2 separate regions of the Homo sapiens genome follow, and region 1 is linked to region 2. Evidence: read pairs that join two places in POLR2A ChIA-PET (ENCODE). Cell type or tissue: Panc1. All regions are shown on one strand. Each heading gives the region's core, and the rest is flanking DNA. Links, peaks and the distances in the headings are about the cores only.

Evidence for each region. ChIA-PET counts read pairs that join two places held together with the same protein. Peaks named below come from ENCODE experiments on the same cell type or tissue, not always from the same donor. Only the 100,000 strongest peaks of a DNase experiment are listed, where the experiment ranks them.
Region 1: POLR2A ChIA-PET joins it to region 2 with 12 read pairs; 1 of 35 experiments calls an interaction of 5 or more read pairs at or near these places.

What each region holds. Positions count from the first base shown.
Region 1 is chrX:119,117,898-119,120,712 of GRCh38, forward strand. The region is part of intron 2 of KIAA1210; the gene reads right to left. Among named protein-coding and RNA genes, the nearest start is that of KIAA1210, 8.5 kb to the right of the region's middle. In Panc1, for the core only: CTCF peaks have their summits at 1,071 and 1,272; a DNase peak (open chromatin) is centred at 1,104; H3K27me3 peaks cover 383 bases.
Region 2 is chrX:120,456,747-120,459,533 of GRCh38, forward strand. LAMP2 (lysosomal associated membrane protein 2) reads right to left here. Exons shown (of 9, transcript NM_002294.3): 2 at 1-23. Among named protein-coding and RNA genes, the nearest start is that of LAMP2, 11 kb to the right of the region's middle. In Panc1, for the core only: no CTCF peak of the experiment used is centred there; a DNase peak (open chromatin) is centred at 1,269.

The DNA.
Region 1 (2,815 bases), core at 42-2,541, 1.3 Mb before region 2:
CCACCACGCCGGGCCTCTTTAGTTTCTTAATAAGCACATATGTCTTTATTGTGCTTATTAAGAAACTAAAGGGGAGAAGGGGGAGAGGGCTCGTGCTGCATTCTTCAAAGGGAAGGAATTAGCTCTTATTGATTTCACATGCAACAAGTGCCAACTAAGTTGTCTCATTCCAAGTCTCAACTGTCTGGTCTCCAGAAGGTCTCATCAGCACAGCAATTCTGTGCTGGCAATGAAGGGTCCAGACAAGGGAGTTGCCAATGCAGCAGCCATCATGAAAGGCTTAATGGTGTAATGGAAAGCACCATCCAAGAGTCAGAAAATTCTGGAATCCTAGGCTTGAATTCACTATCAATTAGCTCTGTGACCTGGAGTAGGTCACTCAACCTCTCTGGGACTCAGCAGGAAAATTAAAGAATTGCACCTGATCAGCATCTCCCAAAGTGTGTTCAGAGGGATGCTCATAAGATTTGTTGTATGAGAAAGGGATCCGTAGTCCAGTCAATCTGGAAAATTCTGGATTAGACAAAGTTCAGTAGCCTGCTTTTCAACAAAACTTTTCTGAAACTTCAAAATGGTTATGTATATGGTGAAGTTCCAAGAAACCAGGCAACAATATTATCTCCCAATGTATGTAAGCGGAATGTCTGGCAAAAAACACTTTGAGAAATGCTGAACTAGAGTTCCTTTAGCTTTGAAATGCTATGACTTATTTGTGCACCGATTACTCCTGAGCCTGCCAGGGTAAAGGTTCCTAAACTTCAAGGCCTGCCTTAAGTCCAGTTTCCCACCAATCAGTGAAACTCATGCTTCTCTCTATCTTCTGAACACCTAAAACTTGGCTGTTAGCATCAAAAGTTTTGCATCTGAATGTTCTTAGCCTCCTCACTCATTCATTCGTTCATTCATCTATTCAACAAATATTTATTAAGGTCAAGTACTTACCATGTTCTGGGTATCCGTGAGAAAGAAAGAAGTTATAGCTCCCTATGTCTTAGCTACCGCCCCTACATCAAGGCTGTAGGCAAGCCCTCCTTAGCATCCCCCTTAGCAACTAGCACAGTGCAAGGCATGCAGTAACAGCTGTGTCCACTGGGGAGCGCAGAATACCAACACAGCTTGTCACTTCCTTTGACTTGAGACCACTGAACAGAGTCATCCTTCAGCATACGATAATTTAAACACTGGCCCTTATAAGGAGTTGATGCAAATTATAGATGACATAGGTAAAGAGCTTAGCATATGATCTGGCATGTAGTAAGTGTTCAATAAATGTGAGCTAGTGTTAGGGACTCAGTAATTACTTGTTTATCAGGGCTGGATTCAATTCTATCTCATTAGAAGCAGCCCCATATCTATAACTGAATAGTGAACTGTACAATATGCATAATTGGAGGCAGAAGCCAGCATGGAGTAGAGCAACGAAAGATTATAGAACTGTTTGCTTGATAATTGCTGCTTAAGTAATTTCTGTTTTGGATGACTTGGGCAATTTCTTATCTACTAGAATTTGCCTATATAGGGGCATGGTTGGGAAAACTTGGCAATTCTACCTAAAGAGAGAAAGAATAAAAAATGAAAATGAAATAGGAAACGTATATTTTCTGCAAGATCCCTTTTAAAAGTGTTTTCAGAAAAAAATAATTTCTACAATAATAAAATATTTAAGGCTGGGCATGGTGGCTCACACCTGTAATCCCAGCACTTTGGGAAGCCAAGGCAGGAGGATTGCTTGAGCTCAGGAGTTCGAGACCAGCCTGATCAACATAGCCAGACCTCATCTGTATTGAAAATAAAAAAGGCCGGGCGCGGTGGCTCACGCCTGTAATCCCAGCACTTTGGGAGGCCGAGGCGGGCGGATCACGAGGTCAGGAGGTGGAGACCATTCTGGCTAACACGGTGAAACCCCGTCTCTACTAAAAATACAAAAAATTAGCTGGGCGCGGTGGCAGGTGCCTGTAGTCCCAGCTACTCGGGAGGCTGAGGCAGGAGAATGGCACGAACCCGGGAGGCAGAGCTTGCAGTGAGCCCAGATCCAGCCATTACACTCCAGCCTGGGTGACAGAGTGAGACTCCATCTCAAAAAAAAAAAAAAAAAAAAGAAAGAAAGAAAAGAAAAGAAAAATTAGCTGGGGGTGGTGGTTAGTGCCTGCACTCCCAGCTACTCAGGAGGCTGAAACAGGGGGATTGCTTGAGCCCAGGAGGTTGAAGCTGCAGTGAGCTATGACAATGCCACTGTACTCTCCCCTGGGCAAGGAAGTGAGATCCTTCTACCTCTGCCTCCCAAGGTGCCAGGATTACAGGTATGAGCTACTGTGCCCAGACGATTTATTGATTCTTGACAGGTGGATCTCATTCTGGCCTTCTGAAAGGGGAACAACTTTATGCTCAGAAGATTTAGAAACACAGCAATTGTTGCCCCTCTTGCTTCAAAATCCCATAGTGGAAGAGAGGAAAGCAAAGCTAGGATTCCCTAGCAATTCCTGAGTTGCAAACCTGCTTCTAATAATCCAGCAAAGACAGGGAGAAGAGAGTCAGCAGCTAATAGCCATTTGTGACACAATCTATAAACACTGACTAACTGGATAAAAACATGTCTAATAAACTATTTAGGCTGTAATAATGAATTCAACAAACAATCATTGTATGAGCAGAAAAATTGTACATTAACACATTTTTATGTTCCTAAATTAACAAAATGACTAGTGACTTTGGAACTGTAACAGGTGCTGAAAGTTAAGTATGCATATAGTCCAATTTCCCCCCAATTTTCCATTCTTTTCTGGGCAGAAACAACTTATTTTCCCGCAAAGATTCA
Region 2 (2,787 bases), core at 1-2,500:
CAATGCATAAGACCGCACAGCTCCTGGATTCATTTAAAAAAATAATATTTTAAAATTGTACTACAAAAATTATATAAATTAAAAACAAGCTCTACCCACCACTGAAGTTCAACCAGCTCTAAAATGAAACAAAAGTATTTTATATCTATATATACACATACATATATATACATATATGTGTATATACATATATGTATGTGTATAGATACAGTATCCTGCTGACTGTTTTTCTTTGTATTTTTAACAGAATCCTATTGATAAAAAAGTTGGCATTATCCCTTACCAAAAGAATGGTTACTAGACCTAGGATGCTTAGGTCATGGCTCAGACTGGTGACATTTATTTGCCTTTTGCCTTCAAATAATCATTTCCACATGCATTTATACCTTACTAGTTTTGTTTTAGGCAATTACAGTTTGCCTGTTAGGACTTGTGGTTTTTGCGGTAAATGAGGTAAGAGGAAGCCTGGTAGGGGTGTAAAACTTCTCTCAAACCAGCTGGTGAAACATTCACTGCAAAAATAATGATAGATCCGATATTCTACCATCTTTTTGCTTTAAATCCTGTTGCAAGCTACATAATCTATGACACACGGATGTCTTCCCAAACGATTTTATTCTGATGTGATCAGATACTCTTTCTATCATGTAACCAAGGAAGCAGAGTTGCAAAGGGCTGTTAAATCCATGAGAAAAACATGAATTCTGATAAATGCAAAGTTCATCACTGTTTCACTTTAAAATCGAATTGATTAGAAAGGCTGATGAATTTTTTGACGCAAAGTTATTTCCTAAATTTTCAACCTGCTACCTCTTTAGGCAGAGAAATGTTACAGAGACAGAAAAGCCTTGGAACTTTTCAGCTAACATGGTGGATCTTCTACACTTAAACATAGAAACATTATCTATTAAACTGAAGAGCCCAAGGACTCAAAATACTAATTCAGAGGAGAAAAAATATCCCAGCAAACATGCCAGCAGCATAAATATTGGGCAACCATTTAAGGGATTTTCTTCACTGTATCACACATTACCCAAAGGGTAAGCTGTTTCCTGTTAAGATACTTGCATACTCTTTAATAATATCTGAGCAATCCACTGTCATCTACAGGTACAGACTTGCTATAGACTAGAGAAAAGTGCTAAGAGGAATATCAAGAAGGTATGCCTCAGCAACAGCTTTCAAGTTGTATAGAAGAGCCTATCGTCATGCTCTGGAGACCTGGCTGCTTTGCAAGCCAGAATATTATACTAAAGCTTGTGGTTACTGACAGTGACTAAATGCATTGGCTAAGGCTCAAAAAGACCTTGTGAGGCCTAAGTAGGTTTTATGATCATTCTTTTCTAAGTACAATACGGAAGGGAGCTGTTATACTTACTGATCCAAGGCTCCCTGCCATGGAGCCAAGAGCTCCAACTTACAATTTTAATGAACTGGAGGTTTGCTTTTTATATGCAGTCTTTTCTCGGTCTTGTTTAAGGTCTCTAGCTTTAGTATATTATTCTCCTTGTATTCAAAACATTCAAAAGTATTGAAAATTACCAAGAAAAGCCTCACATGTATTAATCATTTTCTTTCCAAATATATTAGAATAACAGGAAGAAGACCATGTAAAATAGTAATAGCATCGATAGCTTGCATCAATGTGTCTTAGGGTGTGAGAACTGACGTTTTATGAAACAAAAGGTAGAGGTTGTGGTTCAAACGTATCACTTAAAATTAAATTCAAGATAGTATACCTGGTGGCCCGTAAACAAGAGCTGAGAAACACCCTGAGGGTTCTGGCACACTCTGTTCCATTCCCTTCACAGCCTTTCTGCCTGAGTGCAATTCTTTCCACTTCTTGGTCCCCAACTCTAACTGCACAGGGACCACTTTTACTCAATATCTCTCACCTCAAACTCAGCAATTCCCAAACTAAAATTCATTCTTCTGCTTCCTCCAAACTGGGTCCCTCCTCAGCTTTGCTAGCTCTAAATGAAGAGTGGGATCAGTCACTCAAGCTCAGTTTCAGAAATAGCCTCTACTTCTTTCTCTTCAAGAAGTCCTATTGATTTTTTTCCTTCAAATCTTCTCTTAAATACAATCTTTGTCTTTTATTTCTACTCCCAATCTATCACCCCACACCTAAATTATGACAGAAAATGCCTAGATACCCCTAGAAGTGCTGCCAGATTAATAATCCTTAAGTACCATTTCCTTTTAGGACACTTTCTTGTTCAAAAACTTTTACTGGCTCCAACATTCCCATATGAAATTTAAATTCCTCTGCCTGACTTTCAAAGTAATCTTTAATCTTGTCCCATCCTATTCCTTCAACTTTTCTCAAACTATTTTCCCAGAGCACACCCTTTAATCCAGTTAAACTTGTTTCCACTGGGCTCAAATGCCATACTCTATTCAACCTCTACCCTGGGCTTCTATTGTTCCTAACACTTGAAATCTACTTTCTTCTATTGGCCTAAATGCTCACCTCAAAGATGGATTTTGCTCGCTTTTTGGCTGCCCCAAATCTGAAACACCCCTTGTCCCCTTGTTACAATTTCTGGCAGAAATCACCACCCACTATAAAAGCTGAAAACACTGGATACTTGCTTTCCCAGACTCCCTTGCAGTAAGGAGGACCACTTGTGCTAGGCTCTGCCTAACAAAGGTATCCACCCCACACTTTGAAAGGAGGGCTGCAAATGGAGCCAGGAATGGAACAGGGAGGGAGACAGGTGTGGAGTAACAGAAGCAGGATCAAGCTCCCAGGCAACAAGGCCAGCAGAGCAAGCTTCAATTTCA